Linked DNA regions of Homo sapiens: region 2 is linked to region 1. Evidence: chromatin contacts called from ENCODE Hi-C or POLR2A ChIA-PET data. All regions are on one chromosome and are shown on one strand. Each heading gives the region's core, a stretch centred on a gene start or an enhancer-like site at or near the end of the contact. The rest is flanking DNA. Distances are from core to core; before and after follow the strand shown. Region 1 holds the start of DUSP14 (dual specificity phosphatase 14). Region 2 holds the start of HNF1B (HNF1 homeobox B).

Evidence for each region. Hi-C counts contacts between places; a loop is a spot of excess contacts on that map. ChIA-PET counts read pairs that join two places held with the same protein, here RNA polymerase II (POLR2A). Pooled maps may share reads with other maps.
Region 2: a pooled map shows a loop between it and region 1 (4-fold over the local background). The contact joins the promoter of HNF1B here to the promoter of DUSP14 in region 1. A Hi-C loop is called at or near these places in 1 of 37 single-sample maps with no recorded cell type and 3 of 50 pooled maps. POLR2A ChIA-PET finds 5 or more read pairs at or near these places in 2 of 52 experiments (WTC11 and activated B cell).

Annotation. Positions count from the first base shown.
Region 1 is chr17:37,488,187-37,495,363 of GRCh38, reverse strand. DUSP14 (dual specificity phosphatase 14) reads right to left here and starts at 5,473. Exons shown (of 3, transcript NM_007026.4): 1 at 5,406-5,473. RefSeq lists an enhancer at 3,588-4,373.
Region 2 is chr17:37,741,423-37,748,568 of GRCh38, reverse strand. It overlaps HNF1B (HNF1 homeobox B), which reads left to right and starts at 3,510. Exons shown (of 9, transcript NM_000458.4): 1 at 3,510-4,028. The coding sequence starts at 3,685. RefSeq lists enhancers at 5,919-6,423, 6,424-6,926.

The sequences.
Region 1 (7,177 bases), core at 4,224-6,723:
GAGGTTTCAACATGGCATGGGGTGTGAAAAGCTGACCCAACCGGACCTCTGGTTGCTCTAGGTTGGTGCAAGAACAGAATGGGACGTGCCCAGGTGAGCTGGGTGGGCTGCACATGAAAGGGCATGGCTGTGATCTCAGCCCTAGGCCTCCTCCCTCGCCCAGGCTGAGGCTGCCCCTGCCCTGCAACAGGTGGAAAATGGAGCTCCTTTGTGAAAGCTGCCCGCTGGAAGGCCGAAGGGGTGACAAAGAACACGACAGGGCTCCTCCCCCATCACTCAGATCAACAGGTTCTCATACTAACGACTTCTTACTCCTCCTCCTTTGGGTGTCTTTTCCTGAAAACTTCTAATTTATCCGCATGTGGTTTCTAAAATTATCATTATTTTAGAGAATCTGAAAAAAAATCTTTACTATAATGAGCAAAAAAGTCTTTGTGACTTATGTAAATAAAGACTGAAAATAGAGTGATTTAGCTATTTTCCAAGATGCTTTAGAGAAGAAATAAAAAGGATCTACAAATCTCAGTCTTTGTGCTAGTGTTCTTCCATCATCCCTCCAGCTAAAAAGGATTCCCCTGAGGTATTTTGTAAACCTACAGAATTGCGTAACATTCTGCTCTAAGGGCAGAAACACAGCACATAATACTAGGCACATGGTAAGTACTCAATGAACACCTGAATTTAACGGCTGCCCTCAGGTGAACTGCCCACCTCTCCCCACACCCTCCCTCCTGCTCCTTCTCTTTCTCACATTCTCTCACTCTCTCTCACACACACACTTCAAATCCAGCTGGCAAAACTAAACACGGGCAATCAAAGTGAGCCTGGTAACTGTCTGTTCACAAAGCAGGAATTCAAGCTGGATGTGGCACATGCTGCAGTCCCAGCTTTTAGGAGGCTGAGGTGGGAGGATCCCTTGAGCCCAGCAGTTCAAGGCCAGCCTGAGCCACACTGCTAGACTCCATCTCTTACAAAGAAAATGAACAAAAACGACAAAAACTCTGCTCTAAGCTACTTCTACTTTCTCAGGCAAAGGAAAATTTGGAGAAAAATACATTTAAAAGATTTAAAGGCTGGGTGCGGTGGCTCACGCCTGTAATCCCAGCATTTTGGGAGGCCGAGGCGGGCGGATCACGAGGTCAGGAGATTAAGACCATTCTGACTAACATGGTGAAACCCCGTCTCTACTAAAAATACAAAAAATTAGCCGGGCATGGTGACGGGCACCTGTGGTCCCAGCTACTAGGGAGGCTGAGGCAGGAGAATGGCATGAACCTGGGAGGCGGAGCTTGCAGTGAGCCGAGATCGCGCCACTGCACTCCAGCCTGGGCGACAGAGTGAGACTCTGTCTCAAAAAAAAAAAAAAAAAGTTTAAAAGAGTCATTGATTCCTGTAGCACAGAGTCTGTGGTTACTTTGGAATTGCCAAGAAGTATGAGTTAGGGTCTGTGCACAGTGCCTCTTAAGGAGTCTCATCCTCAGAGGGTACTTTAACAAGGATAGGCCTGGGTTCCTGCACACTACACTGTCCTACACATTTAGGGCTGGGCACAATGGAAGCATTCACCAGAGGCAGGATTCATTCAAGAGCCTTAAAAAACATCTAGGTACTAGCCACTTATTTTTAGTACTTCATTTTGCATATTTAAAATTTCCTGTAACTACTCATCTGTTCCAAAAAAAAAAAAAAAAGATTGATGAAAGGATTCCATTAGATATTTGTCAACCAAACACAGTGGGAAAACCATTTCTGGTATTTGGGTGGTTAGTCCAAACCATATAACTAAATAAAAATACGCTAGCACATGACAGGCCAGGGATCGGACTACCCAGGGACCTTTATTCATTCATTCAGAAAATATTCAAGCATAATTGTGGTTAAACAGCAAATACAGTGACTTACAAACTCAAGGCTGACACCACTGAAGGAATGTAAATTGGTACAACCACTTTGGAAACCAGGTATCAACTAGTAAAGCTGAAGGTATGCACACCTGACTCAGGGCTGTTCATAATTGCCCCAGACCAGAAACAACCCAGATGTCCATCAACAGTGGAAAGGTAATTTGTGGTATGTTCATAAGACAAAAATGTACTAACTGGGCTGGGTGTGGTGGCTCACACCTGTAATCCCAGCACTTTGGGAGGCCCAGGCAGGAGGATCCCTTGAGCCCAGGAGTTCAAGACCAGCCTGGGCAATATAGTGAGACCTTGTCTCTAAAAAAATTAAAACACAAAAACTACAGGCATAGGCAACGATATGGATAAATCTTTTAAAATAGCATGCTGCAGAAATTTAAAAAATTATATATGTGCGTGTGTATATACATACATACACACACACATACATACACATACACACACACACACACGATGCCGGCCAGAAGGAAGGATTCACAAGAGTATCTACTTTTAGTTTGCACTGAGGTTAAAAACAAGCAAAATAAAACTATGTCAATTAGGGATTTATATTTAGGGGATAAAAACTATAGAAAAGAAGGAAATGATTTCCATAAAAGTCAGGGTAGTTTCTGGCTAGGACCTCTGGGGGAGGGAGAGAGTGTGGAGTCAGATTCTTGACCTGCAAGACAGTTACACTTATGTTTTCGTTAAAATAATCCATCAAATTATCCATTTGTTTTAGACACTTTTTTACATAATTCACAATTCAATAAATCTAATGTTGATTTCTGGGAATTCAGAACCATGACAACAATTCTGGCCAACTCTCTCTGAATGTCACTATTTGCCTGTCAGCTTCATAAGGTCAGAGACCGACCTTACTTGCCTTCTTCCTCTGTATTCAGGCACAGCACCTTTAGCATGGTAAAAGTCCTCGGTAAATGTATAATATATAAATCCACAGAATCCTGACATGAATTTTGTTTTAACCCATCCATTTCCTGAAATTACCGGTTTGAAGGGTGCCCACATTAACACTTTCCTTTGTCTTCACCCAGGTGAAGTGAAGCTTTCATAAATAATAAAGCCATCTTAAATGTTAGCTCTGTAAGTTTATACCCAGGCCTTGGTTGCTTTAGCAACTCTCCCTGTCTTCCACTCCCTTTGACGTTTCTTTATAAGCAAAGACAAGACAATAGGCTAGTAGTCCTAGATTTTTTTTTTAAATAGGAAAGTTTTATTCAGCACCTAAGAGTAAAACCTAGGATCGTAATGATTCTACTACTTTGAAGTTGTTTAAAAGGGGTAATTTGCCCCTTGCCCTGGGAAGTAACACCGTCTATCAGGATTATTAAAACTTTACCAACAGTTGTACTTAAACACATTACTTGTTCTTGACAGAAGCCAAATCTTTATAAACAGGACAAGTCAACTTTAAAATAATTAATTTCGGTTAAAAAACCACTTTGTGCAAACGGACATTTATAAAAATGCTTAGAAAAGTCTAAAAAGATATACACAAACCGATCAAGATGCACTCGGCAGTTACTTTTGAGGAAGAGGTTCAAAAGAAAGCTTTAACCTTATTAGTAAAGTTTAAATCTCACAGAGAATGGTTAATGTATTTCTTGTGATTTTGGGAAAAGCATTTTTAATCCATTTTGCCTTAAAATCCCAATTGCAAAGGAACCCATCAAACATAGCCCTCCCTAAAGCCCACTTTTTAAAAATGTTAAAGTATTAAAGGATTTCCTGGACTTACATACTTGGCTAGTCTTTTATGATATGAATATACATTTATGCCATTCTATTAATTATTATTACAGAATTCATACCTGCAGTCAACCGATATGAAAGCTTTCAGATGAGAACTCAGGACACACACGTTCAACAGTGACATTAAAACGACTTGGAATGAAGGAAACTGTCTCCAGTTTTATGGTGGAAAGCCAAAAATACCAAGCAACTACCTCTCCTCCCCCAAGCGTCAGAAGATGAGTCAGAGCTGGAGGCAGGAATAGGGCCCATGTGTCAAGCCTCCTGTGCAGGGCTCCTTCCTACCTCCTCGTGGCAACCCTCGTCCCTCCCTCAGGTCAGGGTCTCTGCCCCGGCCTGTCCCTGATGTGAAGTGTCCCTGATGTGAATTCTCAGGCGTCTCTGGCGAAGAAGAGGCGTTCACTGTGGGGGTGCCTCCTTCCCTGCATTTCTCAAGGGAACCAAGACTGGGGGCCTTTATGAGTCCACAACAACTAACAATAACCAAATCGCAGCTCAAGGGAGTGGAGCTTCCAGACACACGCACAACTCTGCAAAGAATACAGCACCTTTGTTCCCCTGGTTTTAGAGAGCAGGAAGGAAATGAGCGGAGAGAAACTGTGACTTGTCCAGTGTTACTTAACTTTGTGGCAGAGCTGAGTCTCAGGCATGGAGCTGCCGGCTGGCCTCGGCCTCTCTGACTCTTAAGTGATCTGTAGAATGTCAGGGAGGACGGTCCAACATTCCATCATACTTCTGAGTGGCCTTAGGGACTAGGAATTCCAGGAGACTCTGGGTTAAATCTCTTGGTCCCTATTCTTTTAAGGTTACTAAGGATACCCGGAGTTTGCTCTTCGCCTCCGTTTTTACATCTGTAAAACGGGATGGTAACGCTCTCCACCCCCCTCTCTTATAAAACGATAATGAACAGCTAACGAGTTAACACACACTAAATGTCCGGAGGTCCTGCTGGATAGAAAGTACAAGGTGGTTTTAAAAAAAAAAAATCTCTGCATGGTAAAACTGCATTTGTAAGTCGCTCCTCCTTCCCTAGCCTCTGGGATGCCCAGTTACCATAACACTGGCTGGTACCACTGGCAACATCCACCTAAATAAAATACAGTTATACAATCCACTTAAGGCGGCCACAGCACGCACCCCCTCTTTACAAACAACAACTCAACTTCGCTCCGGAGCAAGGGTACTTAGGAGAAATAAAAAGACAGATGTTAGCACCGCGCACACCCATCTACCACCGCAGAGAAAGACTCAAGTTGGACACTTGGCATCGCTGAAAGTCAAGTTGCTTCTATCCATGCACCAGAAACCTCGGGGAGATGCAAAAAGCGGCGGCGCGCTCCAGAGCGGGTGGATGCCAGCGAGAGTAGGCGGCCTCAGCGGGGTCGGAAGGCGACGGAGGAGGCGCGGCCGAGGCTGCTGGAGCCCCGGGGCACAGGGACAGGGTCGCGGGGGCGGCGCGGCGCGGCGGGGGAGCGGCAGGGGGCGCACGCTCAGGGCCGGCGAGGGTGCGCTGCGGAAGGTCTCGGGCCTCTCCTCCGCGGGCCGCCCCGAAGAGTCAAGGACCGCCAGGGAGCAGGTGGGGGCGCCGGCACAAAGTTTCCAGAGGCGGGGTCGCGCGGGCCTCTGGGTCCCCCTGCGCCCAGGGACCCGAAGCGCGAAGTCCCGCCCTCCCGCCCCACCCCAACACCTTCCCCACAACCCCCACCCCCGGGCCTGCGGGTCCCCTACCGGCGCGGCGCGGCGCGGAGCGGGTTGCGGTTAGGGCTCCGTCCTCCTGCGCGGCCACCGGCTTCTGCGGGCTGGGCGCCGCGCGCGCCGCCTCCTCCTCCCTCCGCCCGCGCCCGGGGCGGGCCGCGCGCACGCTCCCTGCGCCTGGCCGCCCTCTCCCGAGGTGGGGGGACGCGACGCGGGGCGGGGGGACGCGCGGGGCGGCAGGCGGCGCGCGTGCGCGCTGGGCTTCTGCGCCGTGCGGTGTGGTCCGGGCGCGCCCTAGCTCCCGAGGCAGCAGCCTCCCCTAGAGCGCTCCTCCGTGCAGGTCCCCTGGTCTCTTACCCTGCCTCACACACCGGCGACCCCTCGCTTCCCCAGTCAGCGTCTGCGTATGAGCCGGGCTCGAGGCGGGCTGCGGGGGCGCTCTGCTGGGGTGCTTTCGGGATTGGAGAGGATTAAAGGCGAGAAAGCAAATCCGATACAGGTGTGAAGCCGCCGCGGGTGGCTCGGGACGGCCTCGACCCCACCCCACCGCCTCCCTAGCCCGGAGAGCCCGGGGGTTGGGACCCAAGAGCGAAGGGAAAATCAGTAGCGCGGCAGTTCCTGGCTGACGCTTGCTGGAACAGGTACGGGCAGCCGTGGCGCCCGAGACCCGGAGGTGAACATGCAACCTCCGTGCGCATCTCCACCTGCTCTCGCCACGCCAAGGTGCCGTCCGAGTCTCGGAGCCCACACCCACCTCCCGAGTCCCCGAGGCAGGGCAGGGGTTCTCCGGAGCGCAGGCGGGACACGGGCATTTGAGGGCTCATTTGCTGTGTGACTCTGAGGGTCTTTTAAAATTCAGGTCTGCCCATCTGTAACATAAGTCGGTGCGAAACGGACGTTTTCCAGCACAGCCCCGCCTCCCCTCCGCCTCTGGCAGGTGAAGGGAGACACGTGGGAGGCAAAGCGACTTCCTCAAGGCTCTGCCGTGAGTCAAGGCACCTAAGAGTCCTGACTCCATGCCCAGTCCTTGACTCACCAGCCCCTGCTCCTCGCCGTTGCAAATGGTTGGCCTCAGAATTGCTGAGCAGTCAAAACGAGTAGGCATGGGTTTGCGGGGAGGGGTGGAGGGGAGAAGTAAAACCCGCGTTTGGGGTTTACATCTCCCGATGTCCTCAACCAAAAGCTTTGAAGCTTTTTCATGTTCTTCCCGATCTCCACTGCCCAACCGGCTTCAGAGTCATCCGGTGCGTGCTGGACTATCTAAAAGTTAGTGATAATTTTAATCATAATCCTGGGAAACGAAAAAGGCCCAGACTAGAGAGATTTATTTTCGTCTTCGTAAAAAGAGAATCAAAGCTTTAAAATTAGGCAAAATTAATCTAAGAGAAAACAAAGCAGCATACTTTGCTAGATTCAGGAAACCACTGAGTTCAAATCGTGCCTGGGAAAAGCATCTTCCTAAAACTAAATTGTGACGTCAGTTCACTTAGTGACTTACTTGTTTACATGCCAATACGAAAAGAGCAAATCTCTAACAGAAAGGATTGTGTGTTTTCATTTCTGCTCAGCACCCCCTAGTCCTTGAAGCTTCAGTCAATTCAATGACTCAGCAACACAAATAGATGCATCCCTCTTCACATTCCAGCTTGTTACACTGTAGGCAGGTTTCCAAAACAAGCTCTAGTGACAAGGAGCTAGGCATTTTCATGGATTATGGGAACTAAACCTACCATGAAGAGTCAGTGAAGAGGGAGGTGGGCTAAAATAGAGTTTGTGTTGTGTGCGATGTGCGTGTCAAGATTTAG
Region 2 (7,146 bases), core at 2,261-4,760, 260 kb before region 1:
AACTGGATTTCAACTTATTTTATACCAGGGATTGCACGTCCTATAAAAAACAAGAACAACAAACCTTGGGATATGAACTGCAAATTCATCTAATTTGAGCAGATGAAACTGATATGGTCTCTTCAAATTCAGTAGCTCTTAAAAACATGCTGGGACTATAAGAGCCTAAAGACATCAGTTGCCTCAGTTCTCAGCATGTTATCAAGATGTGCCTCTTCTTTCTAAATACGTGAGAGCCCACCATATTCTAGGAACCTGTGGTTACTAACTCACCTAATCTTCACACCGGCACAGTAGAGTGTCATTATCATTTTGCACTGAGGAAACTGAGGATCAGAAAGATTATGTAACATGCCAAAAGTCACACAGCAGGTGAAGCAGATCTTGGGTTCAAGTTTAGTTCTGTTTGACTACTCCAAACCCTGCCCTCTATTCTCTGCTGGGTATCCTCCACCTCTCCCCCACAGAATCCCTCTTTCAACTTCTCATCCCTCAAAACAATGACAGCTAGAGACCCTCCTCTTTCATCCTAAAACCCTGCTCAAAAGTTCTGAGCCCCAACCTCAACCCTTCCATTAATTTGCTGAGGTGGCTACAAGCAACCTGAGACTCTCCCATATCTTATTTTTCCATCTTTAAAATGGAGTTATTATATCAGTCCATCACGACTTTATTCTGTGTGAAGCATAAACAGATGTTATTTCAATCCTACTCCGTCTTCCTCTATTTGGGGGAAGTTTAACTGAAGAGTTTTACAAGATAGCTCACTTAACATTATGAACTGCATTCTGAAAGACTATCTGCTGGTCTACTTTACACAGCTCTTTTTAAACTTCCATATGAAGGGACTGGTGAATCTGTTTGAAGATCTATAGTACAGAACAATTACTTGATAAGCGCTTATATTGCACAAAGTGGCATATTACAAGGTAGGACTAGGAAGGAGCATTACAGGAAGTTGCTAGATATGAATAGCCAGATTACCTGGAAAACATACCTGGACACTCATAGGAAGTTTGTCCTATCCTCTGTGTGAAATTGCCTGCACATTCACATAGTTAGCTGGGGTGTGGGGAAGAATGGGTTTGCTGACACCTGAATTTTGAGAGAGAATGAGGCTTGGGAATCAGATGGGGCACACAGCAGCTGCAACTGCCAATCAAAGTTTTGTTGTTACAACAGAAGTGATTGCTGTTTTTTAAATGGGTTTTCCCAGCTTAACACAGAAACTGATCTTCATTACACTTGATGCTTCTATCCTGATAGCGAGTGAGAGACAGACGAAGAGATTGTTCTTCAGGGACATTTACTCTGAACACTTCATTATCCTTCTTGAGGCAAGCTGGGTAGGCAGAGAATGTTCTTCCATTGGGCAGAATTATGAGAAGCAAAGATTTGCACCTATTACAACAAACTAGAGGGAAAGAAGGTGAAATGAAAAGCCAACATTTTCATGAAGTTATGACTCCCTGTGGCACCCTGAGGAGTAATGGGTGTCTGGAGGCTGAAGGATGGAGAGGTTCCTGAATTTGGGATTTGCTTGTCTCCGGGAAAGAGGGACTGAGATCAGTGTAAACTTTCCTCAGGCTACACGCACACAACCATCCCGCTTCCTTCTGGCTCTCAGCACAAGTGGCCCAGGCACCTGTAGCAGACCCTGTATTTAAGAGGCATCCTAGCTCCTTAACAGCCTGACTTGATAAATTACACCATCAGCCCTTGCACACCTAGGAGATTAGATCCTGCCCCTAGGCAGATGAGAGCTGCTAGACTCTTCCTCCTCCTGCTGAAATTCCTCTCTATCCCTAACCTAACCTTACTTCCTCCTAGATATCTTTCAAGGGTGGGAGAGGAAGGAAAATGTGCTTAGAAACTCCTTTGCAATTTTTCTGCTGATTCTGAAACCCTAGTCCCCCAATCCCTCCAACCCCAGCACTGTATCACCAATTCTGAATACCCTAAGTTTCCAGAGTAACTCAGTTTTACTACTGGGAACTGGCTTCCCGTCTTCTCAGACCAGAAAGTGTTGAACTTTATTATTAGACCAAGCGGTTGCACAAGTGGCCTCAGTCAATATACACAACCCCCAAAAAAAGGTTATCAGTGGTATCCTCTTTTTGCAGATGAGGAAACTGAGGCTCCCAGAAGGGAAGCGTTATGCTCCTCCCCAGAAGCTTTAGGTCTGTGTGTGGTGGAAGCAAAGAAGCCCCTTTCCCTGTTCTTCTACAGGTCAGGTCCTAGCTTGCCGGTTTGGGCGCGCTTCCGCCGCCCTCCCCTCCTGCCCGTCACCAGGGGGGAAGCAGGTGAAACTCCAATAGTGCTGCAAGGCCTATGGCTTCCTACCTGGCCCAGGCCAGAGTGGGAAAAAAAACATCTTTCCCTCAGTAGCTCTGTCGACACCTTCTGTACTAGGAGTGCAAGACTTCTGCCACTGCTGCAGTGACCTCGTCTACAGAGCTCGTCCCCGGCCCAGGGAACCACAGATGTTCTGGAACTACGAATAAACCAGAAATGAGTGGGCCGGGGGGACCCTCGGCTGCAAGTGTCCACCCAGCTGCAGGTCAAGCTTTGCTTTCACTGCCTCACCATCCTAGTGCCTCACCATCCTAGTGCCTCACCATCCTAGTGCCTCACCATTCTGCCTCACCATCCTCCCCCAAGGCGGAGGCGCCTTGACATCCGGGTTTAAACAGGAGAGTGAGGAGCCCCAGGGGTCCAGCTCCCCAGTGGCGTGGCCAGGCTGGGCGCCGGTGCAGCCCAGCTGCTGGGGGAGCTTCACTTTGGCTACTCCCTCTACCCATAAAGTAGTCTCTTTCCAAGAGTTCTCCCGGACTCCTTCACCCTCGCCTACGCTCTCTGGCGGGCAGTTCTGCAAACCCAAACCGCCAGACCAGGCCAGGGAGGTTCTGGGGCCTGGAGGTAGTAACCGAGGTAGAAATAAATGGAGTCCCTCCAGGGCATGCTCACCACACCTAACGCTGCCTCACCTCCCCCGTGGCCTCGGCGCCCCTTCCTAAGTGGTCAGTTTCTCTTCCGCCCTGCGGGCTCTCCTGGCCCACCACCTGCGTCGGCCGGGACGCATCCAGGGTCTCTACTCTTCGCTTCCTCCTGCGTCCCCTTCTTCCACGAGCACCCCAGCTTCCTCTGGCTCTCACCTGAACCCCGAAGCGTAGTGTCTTCTCTCTGGACTAAAGCGGAACTGAGAACCGGTGGAAAAGCCCCGCGCCTAGGCTGCAAGGCACTGGCTTAACAAGTCCAAAGGTTAGGTGAAGTTTGGCTGATAAGCAGAACCAGTAAAAGAAGGTCTCTAGCCCCCCAGCGTGAGTACAATGGACCCTGGCAAAGCCCCGCTCCCGGCCCAGGTCTTCTGCTCTCCAGGTCTGCCCCTCCGGCTCTCCCTCTCTCCGGGTTTCCCCCTCCCCACCATCATTTGCATCCAGCCGAAAGCTGGGCCCTTCCCACTAATTTGCATATCTTATATGGCCTAATGGTGGCGATCATGGCAAGTTAGAAGTTTTCTGACTCCTTTCGGAGGAGCCTCCGGGACCCCGGGGAGTAACAGGTGTCTGGAGGCTGAAGGGTGGAGGGGTTCCTGGATTTGGGGTTTGCTTGTGAAACTCCCCTCCACCCTCCTCTCTCGCACCCACCCACCCCCTCACCCCCTTCTTTTTCCGTCCTTGGAAAATGGTGTCCAAGCTCACGTCGCTCCAGCAAGAACTCCTGAGCGCCCTGCTGAGCTCCGGGGTCACCAAGGAGGTGCTGGTTCAGGCCTTGGAGGAGTTGCTGCCATCCCCGAACTTCGGGGTGAAGCTGGAGACGCTGCCCCTGTCCCCTGGCAGCGGGGCCGAGCCCGACACCAAGCCGGTCTTCCATACTCTCACCAACGGCCACGCCAAGGGCCGCTTGTCCGGCGACGAGGGCTCCGAGGACGGCGACGACTATGACACACCTCCCATCCTCAAGGAGCTGCAGGCGCTCAACACCGAGGAGGCGGCGGAGCAGCGGGCGGAGGTGGACCGGATGCTCAGGTAGGCGCAGAGCGAGGTGGAGGGGACCCACCCGAACCCCTGGAGCCCCGGCCCCGGGCCTGAGTGACACTGCGCCCGACCACACTCGCCAAGCCCGTTTCCCACCAGAGAAGTCCCCCGGGGGGCGCTCTGCTTCTCTCCCAACACCCGGACCCTTCCCAATCCCTTAGCGGGACGACCCTGCGGCCCACCGGGCTTCTTCTCCCCAGGCCCAGGCCAGCGTCCGAGACCCAAGGGCTTTTCCCCGCGGGGCTGGGGCTGGGCCGGGGAGAACTGGAGCTGTGGAGCCCTTTGCCGGGAGGTTTGCCCACGCGACTGAAGGTGCGAGTGGGTGCAGTGAAACCGCTGCGACTTCCCGGGAGCAGAGCCTCGCGCCGCTGCAAGCCCCAGGCCGCGCATTTTTCCTGCGCCCTGCCTCGGGTCTGGAAAGCCGCATGTCGGCCTCGGACACATTGACCTGCATGATGACCTGCAGTTCTTTGCCGAAGGACAGGCGGCATCCGGAGCCGGGATCTGGGAGGCGAGTTCCCTGGTGGGCACTCTTGTTAGCCGCGCCCATGCAAGGCCCGGAATTATCCGGGATCCCCAACGCGGGTTTAGATTTGCAAAGGGCATGTTCCATGCAGGGTCCGGGTGGACACGCGCGGGGCCAAAGAAACCAAGCGCGGTGGTGTGGGGGCGAACGCGTCTCAGACCTCAGTTCGCAGAGGATCTGGTCTCAGTCTGAGAAAGGAGGGCGTTTCCAGACCTCGCTGCCCACCCCCGGCCTCTCCCCGGGAGTTCAGGCCGGCTGGCAGTGTATCCCCAGGGCCGGGATCGTTTGTGGGTCCTCCCCGACCGCCCTAGACTTTGACAGCTGGTTACTAATTATCTAAGGAGCCGAGCGGTTCCCTGAGACAGCACGTCGCTCCCGGGCCACTCCGCTTTAGGACAGAGCCCATCGCGTGGCTTCGGACACTGAAGCGCTGCGATTTCGGGGCTGAGCCTTGGCCGCACGTCCGCAGCGGCGGTTTGGGGTGGGATATGACCTTGCATTTGAATTTGTGCTCCGAGGGCCTGGCGGTTTGCCCTCTAGCCAAAACAATCAGGGGAACTTGTAGATTTTTTTTCCCCAAACACACTTTGGTATAATTCATAGGTTTGAGGTTCTTCCCTCGTCGCTCTCCCGCCCGGAGGTGATTTCTCCCCTACCGGGAGAGAACTCCTGCAAGAGAGTTCCGCGAGGCGGAAGGTGTGAGTCGCGGAGGCTAAGAGGGGTCGAGAGAGTGGCCCCTAGGAGCGGCTGGGGCGCCAGGGCTGCCGGGGAGGTCGCTCAGGACCTGGCGGATGAACCAGGCTCCCACCGCCGGCCACCGGGGGCCACAGGGCCTAGGCCCTCCCACTCGGCCGCAGGCGCCCGCTTTCTAGCGCGGCGCTGGAAGGACCTGGGGCGCCCCTCCGCACCCAGCCCCGCGCCGGGCTGGCCGCAGCTGAGACGTAACATAAACTGCAGCACGTGGAGTTGGGGTGTTATTAATTTATTTCTATAAATCATCAACAGAAAGATACACAAAGAGCCGTGATTAGGTTGAAAAGAGAGGCGGGTTATTCATTGGTGAAGTTGTAAACGCGGCTTAGAGGGGGGAAGGAGATCAAAACGCGGGCGCGGGGCTGCTCGCCGCTCCCAGCGCGCACCCAGCCAGGCGCCCCGTGCGGCCCTGCGGCCTCACCGCTCTGGCGCGGGACGCGGGCTCTGTGAGCGCCCGAGCCGCCCGCGGAGCCCCCGGGTCGCCGACACCCGCAGGCCCGGCCGGCGGAGAGCCAGGCCCGGCCCAGGGTCCTTAGACCCCAGCCCCGCTCTTCCCTCCCCAAAGCCCCAGGCCCCAGCAGGGCAGGGAGAGGGACTGGGGAGCCGGAGACCCTCGCCGAGTTGGAGACGCGGGACAGACCTGGAGGCTTTTTTCTCCCGTCCCGAGCGGGTGCTGCCTTTCCTCCCCCGCTCCCGGGAGCGCCGGACTTGATTAAAGTAATTTTTCAAGAAATCGCTAGCGGTTCCTAGGTCACTGCACAGGGGGCTCCCAAGCCTCGGGCACACGCACTCCCTTCTTTTGCCCACCGTGTTCCCTTAAGACGAAAAGCAAAGAGAAAGAAAAGTCGCGTTTTGGAGTTCCCGGAGTTCTAGTAAACCTCCTGGAAGAGAAAGGCAGGGGAGGAAGGTCGGGACTGCGCGCTTCCCGGTCCCCGGCTCCCGGCCGGAGCTGGCCTTTCTCGCGGCCTCGAGGCAGGTGCGCCGGGGGCGTCTAGAAAGTGGGCTGCATTCTAAGAAGCCGAAGTTGGGCTCCTTAACGAACGCGCTGCGGACTGCGCTGGAGTCCAGGCTTCTCTGCTCGTGGGCAGCAAAGTCATTGTTTGAGAAGGAGCGTGCGGGACGGACCCTGCGGGCGCCGCGGCCGGCGTTTGACACCTGCGCTTGGGACACAATGGCCGCAGGCCCTCTTCGGGACCGGTGCCTTTCTCGGTGTTAGGGAACCTCTGAACCTGAGCTGTGTTTTCAAACAAACAAACAAAAATAACCAGCTCTCCCGGCTCTTCCCGGTGAACACACGTGAATTTTGGGGTCAGAGGGTTGTGAAGGTATAACTGCGCCATCTTACTCCTCACTCTTTTAAGTCGGACTTAAAAGGTTTTGCCATTATTTATAAGGTTCTTGGGGGCTTTTTTTAAACCCTCCCCAATTGTTGGGCTAATTCACTGTTTCCACAGAATCATTCCCACTTAGAACAGTACCCTATTTTTCTAGGTTTCTTAGGCATACAAAATGAACACAGGTAAAGGCATTTAAACAAAAGAAAAATAGCCGAAGAATTTGCTAAAGCAATATTCACTTTTAAAATGCAATTTTTCCCCTAAGGTTCGAGGAGTCTTGTTCGTAGCCGTTGAAAGTATTTTTCCATCCTAAAAATATCGGTGGAAATATTGACCAGAAATAAACTTTTAAATGATCTGTGATGTTTACAAGGATATGTCTAAAACGTTTATTACATTATTTTCCTCTTAATGTGAATTCTCCACGTTTGAAACTGTAACTCGTTTTCTCATTTTTTGTTCTTCTTGTTACTTCCTCATATTGTGTACTTGG